Linked DNA regions of Homo sapiens: regions 1, 3 and 4 are each linked to region 2. Evidence: chromatin contacts called from ENCODE Hi-C or POLR2A ChIA-PET data. All regions are on one chromosome and are shown on one strand. Each heading gives the region's core, a stretch centred on a gene start or an enhancer-like site at or near the end of the contact. The rest is flanking DNA. Distances are from core to core; before and after follow the strand shown. Region 1 holds the start of ADAMTS10 (ADAM metallopeptidase with thrombospondin type 1 motif 10). Region 2 holds the start of MARCHF2 (membrane associated ring-CH-type finger 2). Region 3 overlaps NFILZ (NFIL3 like basic leucine zipper). Region 4 has its middle 39 kb from the start of CD320.

Region 1 (2,700 bases), core at 103-2,602, 200 kb before region 2:
GGCTGTTATTACCCCCACTGTGTGGATGAGTAAACCCAGACTCAGACAAAGCCAAGGCCAAGGCTCTGGCCAGCTCCCTGGGGGGGGGCGTTCCTGGGAAATGCCTGCAATTGTGAGGCCTGGGGGTCACCGCCCTTCCCTGGAACCAGGCACTGTACCAGGCGCCTGGGATTCAAATCCCAGCCCTGCCCCAACCATCCAGGTCCTCCTCATTCACGCATTCGTTCATTTTATGGAGCGAGACCCAGAGTGACCAAGACCAAGAGGGCTCCGGTTCCAACAGAATTTTCACTCTCCCCATCTCTGTGGCCTCAGTTTCCTCATCTGTGAAATGGGACCAGCTGAGCCTACGTCACCGCAAAGGAGTTAAGGCACAGAGACCAAGGCCAGGCCCAGGACCGATCAAACCCCCCTGAGAGCTCGGAGAGGGCGGGGCCGAGCTGGGACTTATTTCCCGCCCCGGGCACCGTGCCTGGCACACGGGAGGCGCCCAATAAATGCTTGTTTGAGCCAGGCCCAGCCCTCAATAAATAACAGCTGTTGTTGATGCCGCAGAGGCTGGCGAGGAAGTGGGCTCTCCCCTCCCCAACCCCAGCATCTCATGCTCCCATCCCCCCTCCAGCCCCATTCCTTACCCCCCTCCATTCCTTCCCGTGGCCCCCAACCCAACTCAGCCCCTTCCTCCAGGCCCCCACCTCCCCCCAACCCACTCAGCCCCTCCTCCAGGGCCCCACCTCCCCCAACCCCACTCAGCCCCTCCTCAAGGGCCCCACCTCCCCCCACCCCACTCAGCCCCTTCCTCCAGGCCCCCACCTCCCCCCACCCCACTCAGCCCCTCCTCCAGGCCCCCACTTCCCCCCACCCCACTCAGCCCTTCCTCCAGGCCCCCACCTCCCCCCACCTCACTCAGCCCCTTCCTCCAGGCCTCCATCTCCCCCTACCCCTTCCCATTCAAACTTCCCCCTCCCCCAACCTCTCCCTTCTCTTCCTCCCTTTCCCCGAACCCCCACCCACCCAATTCTGCCTCCATCCCCATCCCCCACCTGATTCTTTCTCCCCTCCCCCACCCATTCTCCCCGCCGCCACTCGATTTCTCCCGCTTCGTCCCCTCCCCGCCCCCCGCGGTTCCCCAGCCCCCTCCCACGCGGCGGGGGCGCTGGTCCCGGGCGGGGCGGCCCGAGTTCCCGGGTCCCTGGCTGGGGTCCAGCCCGCGGCCCAGGCCGGGCGGCGGCAGGCGGGCGGGGTTTCTGGCCGCGCGCAGTTTGGGGGTTTTTTTATAACCCTGGCAGGCGGCTCAGGAAGTGCCTTCCCCGCGCCCCCTCCCCTGGCCACGCCGCCGCGCTCGCTCGCTCCCTCCCTTCCTGCGCGCGCGGGGCGGCGAGACAGCGGCGGCGACGGCGCGGAGGCCCCGGGCGCGGCGCAGGTAGCGGCGCGGGCGGGGGGCCCGGGGGTGCGTGATTCAGTGGGACTTTGTGTGTCCGCATCGGGCTGTGAGGGCGTGGGGCTGTGGTGCCCTGGATGGGGGAGGGCATCCCGCTGTGCGACTCCGGTCGGTGCCTGAGGTCCGCAAGTGCGCGCGCCACTGATCACGCCCGGGGTTGCCGTGGGTTTGTTTGCGCTGTGTGTGTGTGTGTGTGTGTGTGTCCGTCCACGTAGGGGCAGAGTGGTTGTGCATTACATGTGTGTGTCAGTGCCTGGGGATGAGTCTCTTGTGTGTCTGTGTGTTTGGACAGTGTGTGCGCATAGGGGTTTGCTATGTGCGCGCAGATCTGGAGGCGAGTGTGTGTGTGTCTGGGTTTGTGTGTGTGTCCCCAAGCATGTGTGCGTTTGTCTCTGACCGTGATGAGTGTGTAAATACCTGTGTGTGTGTGTCTGGTGTGGGGGGGTGTCTAGGTCTGTGGGACTTGTGAGTTTGTCTCTGGTTTGGTGTGAGCATGCAAATGAGTGTGTATGTGTCAGCGTGTAGGCCTGTGTGTCTGTCTCCTTGGGTTGTCTGTGTATGTATGTGTGTGTTTCTGTTTGTGTAGGCCCCGGGTGCGTGTATTTGTGTGTCCGCGTGTTTCTCTGTCTTGTCCCGTGTGTGCGCGTGTAAATGAGTGTGTGTTTACACATGTCTGGGAGTGTGTGGTTGTGTGTCTCCATGTGTTTGTCTCCGGGTGTGTGAGTGTGCACTGAGCCTGTCGGCGTGTGTGTCTGCGGTGGAGGCGTCCTGCGTCTTTTGTGGGTCTACAGTGCCCGAGCGCCGGTCTCTGGTTGCGCGGGGTGTGTGTCGCTGCCAGTGTGTGTTTGTGTGTCTGGGTGTGGGAGTGGCGCCGCCCACTTCCCCTGAGTTGGTCAGTGAGGCCACAGCCGTCTGTCTCAGGGTGTCTCCAGCGGTCGGGCTCAGGGCCTTTAATTAGCGGCCGGTTGTGGGGGACCAGCCCGGGCGCCGGCCCCCTCCTCCCGCAGGCCCCGGCTGGGCCTTTGTCTGCTCTCCGGCAGGGACTGCCTCCTGCCGGCCCGGCCAGATGTGCAGCCGGGAGGAGGCCGGCAGGCTGGGGCCTCTGCCTGGGGAGACGCGGCCTTGGCCTCCACGGGGGACCTTCCGTCGGCCCTGTCCCCGCAGCCTGGCCGGAGAGGTTTGGGTGTGGAGCTTAGGGTCCCTTCAGGATCCCCGGGATGGGATGGGATGGGACAGAGCCTCTGTTTCTAAGCCATTTC
Region 2 (2,700 bases), core at 138-2,637:
TAGGAAACAGAGGGCAGAGGAATCAGAGGGCCCTAAAACTCCCTACATTGTGGTCTCAGGCAGCTGTTTTACTCTCTCAGCCTCAGTATTATCATCTCTAAAATGAGTGTTACAGGCCGGGCGCAGTGGCTCACGCCTGTAATCCCAGCACTTTGTGCACTTTGGGAGTTCAAGGAAGGTGGATCACTTGAGGCCAGGAGTTCGAGACCAGCCTGGTCAACATGGTGAAACCCCGTTTCTGCTAAAAAGACAAAAATTGGCCAGGCACGGTGGCGGGGGCCTGTAATCCCAACTACTTGACCAGGGTGAGGTAGGAATCGCTTGAATCTGGGAGGCAGAGGTTGCAATGAGCTCAGATCGTGCCACTGCATTCCAGCCTGGGCAAGAGAGAGAGACTCTGTCTAAAAAAAAAAAAGACGGGGAGTCATAATGATATGTAGTTCATAAATTAGTAAAAAATTAAGAAGTTAATAACTATTAGCTCTTATTATAATTACTATCATCAGCTTACAGAGTTGTTGATGAGAGGTCACACAGTCAACCCTGGCACACACAGTAAGTGCTCAATAAAAGCTCTATTAATATTTTTTAGGGTAAATGTGGAGGTTGTTATTGCATTCATTCCTCCCTGCATGAGAAGCAAGGTTCCAATCCCAGCTCTACTCCTTATGTGCTGTGTGGCCCTGGGCAAGACACTTAACCTCTTTGAGCCTGGACTCTCTCAACTGTATAACAGGGGACATTTCTACTGCTTCCACCTACTCAGTATGGTTTCAAAAGAACTGAATGAGCTCAACATGCCCATTTGACTACCCCGTTTTGAGCACCCACATAGCACAGGGCATCCTGTTTCAGCATCTTTGTGCAAAGTGGCTGGGTCATTATATTATAACTTACTATTTTGCAGGCAGAGCCGCTCTGAGAAGGAGGTTGGGGAAGGGCATTGGCCACTTAGCAGTTGCCTACTGTGTGTCAGGCGTTTTCTGCACCAGCCACCTCCTGAATCCTCCCAGAAGCCCCATCAGGTTGGCAATGGGATGACCCAGTTTCACAGGTGGGGAAACCGAGGCTCGGAGAGGCGCCTATGTGTGCCGGACCCCGGAGACCTCCCACCGGCCTTGACACGGGAACTGAGGTCCCCGCGTCCCCGAGAAGGCTGTGGCCAAGGGATCGAGCCCAGCCGTCCCGCCCGGGTGCCGAGCTCCGGCCTCGAACCCGGGGCCGGCCCGCGGACTGGCGTCCTCCGGCCCTACCTGCAGGCCCGTGCCTACCTGATCCGCGGCCGGGCCGGGCGGCCGCACAGGCCCCTCGGTTCGCCTCGGCCCCGGTCCCGGCCCGGCCCGGCCCGTCGGCGCCACTAGCTCCGCTCCGGCCGGCACCTGCGTCCGGGCACCGCCCGCCGAGCCGACAGCGCCGCGGACCAATAGCGACCGCCTCTCGCCTGCATTCGCCAATCGCCTTGCACGTCCCGCCCTAAGAGGCGGGGCCGGAGGCCACAGGGACGACTTGGGCCGCACAGGCCCCGCTGTGCCGCAGCTGCTGGCTCCGCCCCTGCCGCGTCTTGGCTCCGCCCCCAGCTCCGGCTCCGCCCCAGCACTGGCCCCGCCCCAGCCCCGCCCCAGGCACGAGGGGGTGCTGCTGCGCCACCTGCAGACGGCCAGCGTCCTCTAATAAATAAAACCTCTGCAGAATTTAACTTTTTTTTTTTTGAGACTGGCCGGGTGCAGTGGCTCATGCCTGTAATCGGAGCACTTTGGGAGGCCGAGACGGAAGGATCGCTTGAGGCCAGATGTTGGGGACCAGCCTGGGCAACATGGTGAGTTCCCGTCTCTACAAAAAATTTAAAAGGATGGGCGCGGTGGCTCACGCCTGTAATCCTAGCACTTTGGGAAGCCGAGGCGGGCGGATCACGAGGTCAGGAGATCGAGACCATCCTGGCTAACACGGTGAAACCCCGTCTCTACTAAAAATACAAAAAAATTAGCCGGGCGTGGTGGCGGGCGCCTGTAGTCCCAGCTACTCGGGAGGCTGAGGCAGAGGAATGGCGTGAACCCGGGAGGCAGAGCTTGCAGTGAGCCGACATCGCGCCACTGCACTCCAGCCTGGGTGACAGAGTGAGACTCTGTCTCAAATAAATACATAAATAAATAAATAATAAAATAAAATAAAATAAAAGTTAGCCAAGTGTGGTGGCCCAGGCCTGTAGTCCCAGCTGCTCTGGAGGCTGAGGCAAGAGGATCACTTGAGCCCAGGAGTTCGAGGCCAGTCTGGGCAACATAGTAAACTCACCCACCCCCATCTCTAAGACAGATCAATTTTTAAAAAAATACTGCACTATATGTTCACTTAGTATAAGCACACTTTTGCACATAATCACAGTATAACCTTCAAAATCAGAAAATTAATGTTCATCTAATATTATCATGTAATTCCCAGAGCCCATTCAAAGGCCAGGTGCAGTGACTCATGCCTGTAATCCCAGCACTTGGATCATTTGAGGTCAGGAGTTCGAGACCAGCCCGGCCAACATGGTGAAACCCTGTCTGTACTAAAAATACAAATAATTAGCTGGGTTTTGTTGTGGGCACCTGTAATTCCAGCTACTCAGGAGGCTGAGGCAGGAGAATTGCTTGAATCTGCAAGGTGGAGGTTGCAGTGAGCGGAGATCTTGCCACTGCACTCTAACCTGGGCAACACAGC
Region 3 (2,700 bases), core at 37-2,536, 230 kb before region 2:
AATCTTTTGGGTAAATATATTTGGGGTGGGAGGAATTTTGGCAATGGGCCAGCAGTGGTCTTTAGATTTGGGTGAATTCCTAAACAAGTATGTGGTCCAGAAACATTTAAGAAACACTGGAGAGGCCAGGCATGATGGCTCACGCCTGTGATCTCAGCACTTTTGGAGGCTGAGGTGAGCGGATTGCTTGAGCCTGGGAGTTCAAGACCAGCCTGAGCAACATAAGGAGACCCCATCTCTACAAAAAAAAAACAAACATTAGTCAGGTGTGGTGGTGCATGCCAGTAGTCCCAGCTACGCGGGAGGCTGAGGTGTGAGGATCACTTGAGCCTGGGAGGTCGAGGTTGTGGTGAGCCGTGAGAAAGAAACATTGGAGAATATGCTCTTGAAGACCCATCCTTCAAGTGAACACCAAATGCTACAATTACAAAGATGCAGAAACCAAGCAAACCTTGCAGAGAACAGTCTTAGTTACAATTCAGTCCATATTACCGAGGCATTGAACTGCAGTCAAGGTTAAGTGTAACCCTGGTCTTCTTCCAGGCTTGAGTGATATGCATCTTTCCAATACTATCTGCACCCTCGTCTCAGAACTAAACCAGTTCTGGGCTTATCCCATACAGCACGACCTGCCCAAGGAGGTTCTCCTCACCCCTGCCCCTTGCAAGGTGCTGTTGCTGTAACTTTGACCTCTGGTCCTTGAATATCCACACCCTGAGAAAGCAGTTAATGATTACAGAAACTGTGAGAAGAGTCCACAACATATTCTGTTGCCAACGCTTGCCTAATTTTCCAGAAGTCTGGTGCAATGTGGCTGCTTCTGGTCTCTTGAGGTTTGTCTGGGGATGGGTTGCTGTCTCTCATCGTGTCGCCGCCTCAATTTTTCTGGACTGTGCCAGCTCTTACCCACCCGGGAGCAGCAGCGTTCAAGACAGCTTGACATCAAAGGCACCTTCTGCTGCTCACAGCCATTGGCCCCGGGTGTCCTAAGTGAACTTCCCCTTCACAGGACAGCCTGGTAAACTCCAAGCCGGTCATCACGCTCTATGCTGTGTTATGCAACAAGTGTGTAAACTTTTCCTGTTGGTGGTGGAATGCTTTGTCAAGCAACATCTTATGCAGAAGCTCAAGCAATGGTAAAAAAAAAAAAAAAAAAAACTACAGCAGGAACAATAGGTTCTTGCTACATTGGCCAGACTGGGAGAGCACAGTATCTTGAGAGGCAACCTGCAGGCAGTCCATGTGCAAGAGTGATCTGGGGGAAAATCAAGAACACAGGACCGGTTCACCCGCAAAGCACTGGCCCCAGGAAGGTGGGTGAGGGCAAGAGTTCAGCGGGCAGGAACTCAGGCCAAGACGCAACCATGAGAACAGAGGCCCTGGGAATTCACAAGCATCTCACAGAGGGCACCAGGCTTCCCACAGGTCGTGGGAGAGAGGCAGACGCCAAATCTCTGAGGCTCTATTGACCCCAGCTGACATCTGGGTAACATCTGTTATACAAAAGAGCCGGGACCCAGCCAAAACATGGCAACCCCAGTAGGGCTTTTAAACACCCAGCAGGGTTTTTTAAATAGTGTTAGAGAGATTCTTTCACAACAACAAACTCACTAATGGCCACCTGGCTCAGCTGCCGCCCAGAGACACCCAACACACACACGCCTACCGCATATAAAAATAAACTAATCCTTACCCCATGTGTGGTATATGCCAGACACTGGCCTATCACTTTACACATATTAATTCATGTCGTCCTTCCAACAACTCCTTCAGGTAGGTGCTATTATCATCCACCCAGCAGCCAGAGAGGACACCCTCAACACATCCCAGGGTAAAAGCTTGAGTACTTTCTGCAAATCTTTTTTTTTTTTTTTTAATTTTCTTAAGAGATGGTCTGGCTCTGTGACCCAGGCTGTATTGCTGTGGTGCGATCATAGCTCACTACAGCCTCAAACTCCTGGGCTCAAGCGATCTTCCTGCCTCCTGAGTAGCTGGGACTACAGGCACATGCCACCATACTTGGCTAATTGTTGCGTTTTGTTTTGTTTTGTTTTGTTTTTGTAGAGGCAGGGGTCTTGCTATGTTGCCCAGGCTGGTCGCAAACTTCCAGGCTCAAATGATCCTCCTGCCTCAGCCTCCCAAAGTGCTGGGGTTACAGGTGTGAGCCGCCATGCCTGGCCTGCCATGCCTGTAACTCTTGAGATCTTGCAAGCTCTCCTTCCCCACAACACCCACTGTCACCTCTCTGCCTTTGCCCTCCTTCCTCTCACCCCTTCTATCACTCTGCTCCAACCACATGGACCTCCTCACTGTTCCTTAAACAGCCAAGTAGGCCGGGCTCAGTGGCTGACACCTGCAATCCCACCACTTTGGGAGGCCGAGTCGGGCAGATCACTTGAGGCCAGGAGTTTGAGACCAGCCTGGCCAATGTGGTGAAAGCCTGTCTCTATTACAAATACAAAAAATTAGCTGGGCATGGTGGTGTGCGCCTGTAATCCCAGCTACTCGGAGGCTGAGGCAGGAGGATCCCTTGAACCCGGGAGGCAGAGGTTGCGGTGATCCAAGATTGTGCCACTGCACTCCAGTCTGGGCAACAGAGCGAGATTCCATCTCAAAAAAAAAAAAAAAAACAGCAAAGTAAATTCCTGCTTCAGGGCCTTTGCACTTGCTTTGCCCTCTGCCAGAAAGACTCTCCCCTCC
Region 4 (2,700 bases), core at 60-2,559, 140 kb after region 2:
GTTTCACTGCATTAGCCAGGGTGGTCTCGATCTCTTGAGCTTGTGATCTGTCCTCCTCAACCTCCCAAAGTGCTGGAATTACAGGCATGAGCCACCCTGCCCCGCCAGTTTTTGTATTTTTAGCAGAGATGGGGTCTTGACATGTTGGCCAGGCTGGTCTTGAACTCCTGGGCTGAAGCGATCCACCTGCCTTAGCCTCCCAAAGTGCTGAGATTACTGGCGTGAGCCACTGTGCCTGGCATATACCCACTTTTAATCGCATGCAGATTAAGGGGCAGTTTATGTAGAAACTTTTAGGGAAGGGGGTACTAATCATTGGGGCATTGCCTGGAAAGGGGCAGTAATTCCTTGATGTTAGCATGGTAATGTGAAATTGACACGGCACACTGGCAGGCATGTCTCATCGAAAGCTGCTTCCCCCTCCCTTTTCCTTCACCTGTTTTAGCTAGTCCTCAATATGGTCTGGTGTCTGAGCCCCACCTCTGAAGTCAAATCTTATCTTCTACCTCACTAGGACTTGCCTAGGAGTTGCACTGATAGCCTAGACTGACTTTCAAATTTACTTAGAGACCCAGAGCACTTTAGCCCATGGTGGGTCGCAAAGTTTGCAGGAACTCAAATTCCACTGGGATCCATAATTTCCCTCTTGTTAGGGCTGGTTTAAATGCCCCCTCTATAGGGACCAGCCCTACAGGGCCTGTGGGTTTTTCTCCTCGTGTGTGGAGATGAGAGATCGTAGAAATAAAGACACAAGGCAAAGAGAAGGAAAGACAGCTGGGGCCTGGAGGACCACTACCACCAAGACGCAGAGACCGGTAGTGGCCCTGAATGCCTGGCTGCACTGTTATTTTTTGGATATAAGGCAAGGGGGCAGGGTAAGGAGTGTTGAGCCATCTCCAGTGATAGGTAAGGTCACGTGAGTCATGTGTCTACTGGACAGGGGGCCCTTCCCTGTTTGGTAGCCGAGGCAGAGAGAGGGGACAGCTTATGTCATTATTTCTTGGAGAGGTCAACGGCTTAATACTTTCACTTAATTCTGCTACTGTTTTCTAGAAGGCAGAGCCAGGTGTACAGGGTGGAACATGAAAGTGAAACAGGAGCGTGACCGCTGAAGCACAGCATGACAGAGGCTAGACTGTTAGGCCTCTGGATGGCTGTTGGCAGGTGGGGATGGTGGGGGCTTGACTGATGTCAGGCCTTCCACAAGAGGTGGTGGAGCAGAGTCTTCTCTAACTCCCCCAAGGAAAGGGAGACTCCCTTTCCCGGTCTGCTAAGTAACGGGTGCCTTCCCAGGCGCCGGCATTACCGCTAGACCATGGAGCCCTCTAGTGGCCCTGTCCGGGCATAACAGAGGGCTCGCACTCTTGTCTTCTGGTGTAACTATTTTTATTTTATATATATTTTTTATTTTACTGGAACAACTTGTGCCCTCAGTCTCTTGCCTCGGCACCTGGGTGGCTTGCCGCCCACACCCTCTATGGGTGGGCATCAGCTGAGTGTGGTCGGGTTTTTCTTTCTGCTCTAAAAGGACAGCGCTGGGTTCCATGCCTCACAATTGCTGCCCCCTCCCTCTCCCCAACACACAAAGGCACTCTCCACACCATGCTGCCAGGGGTGGCGGAGAGGTGGTGTCAGAGATTCAGGACTTTCAGTGTGTTTCTTCAGTGTGTCTTTCAGTGATATAAAGTTAAAACCGGGTACTGTGAGTGCTCACCTGATTTTTGGTTCTTCTTTTTTTTTTTTTTTTTTTTTTTTTTTTTTTTTTTTTTTTTTTTTTTTTTTTTCGGAGACAGAGTCTTGCTCTGTCGCCCAGGCTGGAGTGCAGTGGCGCGATCTCGGCTCACTGCAACCTCTGCCTCCCGGGTTCAAGTGATTCTCCTGCCTCAGCCTCCTGAGTAGCTGGAACTACAGGCATGAGCCACTGCTCCCGGCTGGGATTTTTGGTTCTTGGGAAAGTGCTTTTTTGTGTGTAGCTGTTAAATTGGTGTCCTTGTTGGAGGGATGGTTGGTGGAGCCTTCTATTCTGTTATCTTGTGCTGCCTTCTACATCCTGGGTTTTTGATATAGATATGTCATAGACTAATAATGGGCAGTTTTATTCTCTTTATTTCTCCTACTGATATCTTTTTTTGTTTTACGGTTTTTTTTTTTTTAATTGGCGGAATTTCACTCTTGTTGCCTGGGCTGGAATGCAATGGCGTGACCTCGCCTCACTGCAACCTCCGCCACCCAGGTTCAAGTGATTCTCCTGCCTCAGCCTCCCAAGTAGCTGGGATTACAGGCATGCGCCACCACACCCGGCTAATTTTTTTGTATTTTTAGTAGAGATGGGGTGTCTCCATGTTGGTCAGGCTGGTCTCGAACTCCCGACCTCAGGTGATCTGCCTGCCTCGGCCTCCCAAAGTGCTGGGATTAACAGGCGTGAGCCACCGCGCCCGGCCTTTTTTGATTTATTGTTAACTAGAACTCCCAGAATAATTTTGAATAAGGGTGGCGATAGCAGCTATTGTCTTATTTCTTACCTTAAGGGTTATGTACCCAACAATTAAATATGACATTAAATATAACATTTGACATGTATGATGCTTTATTTTTGTTTTTTAGTGTTGGGGCCTTCCACTATTCCTCAGGTTGGAGTGCAGTGGCAAGATCACGGCTCACTGCAGCCTTGAACTCCTGGTTCAAGTGGTCCTCCTGCCT

What was found. A loop is a pair of places that touch in the nucleus more often than their neighbours do. ChIA-PET counts read pairs that join two places held with the same protein, here RNA polymerase II (POLR2A). Pooled maps may share reads with other maps.
Region 1: a loop to region 2 is called in a pooled map, with 3 times the contacts of the local background. The contact joins the promoter of ADAMTS10 here to the promoter of MARCHF2 in region 2. A Hi-C loop is called at or near these places in 3 of 50 pooled maps. POLR2A ChIA-PET finds 5 or more read pairs at or near these places in 2 of 52 experiments (B cell and naive thymus-derived CD8-positive, alpha-beta T cell).
Region 3: a map of naive thymus-derived CD4-positive, alpha-beta T cell shows a loop between it and region 2 (26-fold over the local background). The contact joins the enhancer-like site here to the promoter of MARCHF2 in region 2. A Hi-C loop is called at or near these places in 5 of 168 maps with a recorded cell type or tissue (CD4-positive, alpha-beta T cell, CD8-positive, alpha-beta T cell and naive thymus-derived CD4-positive, alpha-beta T cell), 1 of 37 single-sample maps with no recorded cell type and 10 of 50 pooled maps. POLR2A ChIA-PET finds 5 or more read pairs at or near these places in 1 of 52 experiments (activated CD4-positive, alpha-beta T cell).
Region 4: a loop to region 2 is called in a map of CD8-positive, alpha-beta T cell, with 10 times the contacts of the local background. The contact joins the enhancer-like site here to the promoter of MARCHF2 in region 2. A Hi-C loop is called at or near these places in 2 of 168 maps with a recorded cell type or tissue (CD8-positive, alpha-beta T cell and aorta) and 4 of 50 pooled maps. POLR2A ChIA-PET finds 5 or more read pairs at or near these places in 1 of 52 experiments (WTC11).

The regions. Positions count from the first base shown.
Region 1 is chr19:8,609,367-8,612,066 of GRCh38, reverse strand. It overlaps ADAMTS10 (ADAM metallopeptidase with thrombospondin type 1 motif 10), which reads left to right and starts at 1,352. Exons shown (of 26, transcript NM_030957.4): 1 at 1,352-1,423. RefSeq lists a silencer at 2,032-2,454.
Region 2 is chr19:8,411,992-8,414,691 of GRCh38, reverse strand. It overlaps MARCHF2 (membrane associated ring-CH-type finger 2), which reads right to left and starts at 1,387. Exons shown (of 5, transcript NM_001005415.2): 1 at 1,272-1,387. RefSeq lists silencers at 1,221-1,380, 1,411-1,770 and enhancers at 1,262-1,762, 2,633-2,700.
Region 3 is chr19:8,638,775-8,641,474 of GRCh38, reverse strand. All of the region lies in intron 3 of NFILZ (NFIL3 like basic leucine zipper), which reads right to left. Among named protein-coding and RNA genes, the nearest start is that of NFILZ, 9.5 kb to the right of the region's middle. Within about 2 kb of position 1,286, at least 7 of the 41 ENCODE cell types and tissues checked have a DNase peak (open chromatin) inside an H3K27ac peak, as active enhancers do.
Region 4 is chr19:8,267,705-8,270,404 of GRCh38, reverse strand. No RefSeq gene overlaps it. Among named protein-coding and RNA genes, the nearest start is that of CD320, 39 kb to the left of the region's middle. RefSeq lists an enhancer at 1,100-1,429. Within about 2 kb of position 1,309, at least 20 of the 41 ENCODE cell types and tissues checked have a DNase peak (open chromatin) inside an H3K27ac peak, as active enhancers do; they include CD8-positive, alpha-beta T cell, where a contact is called at or near this core.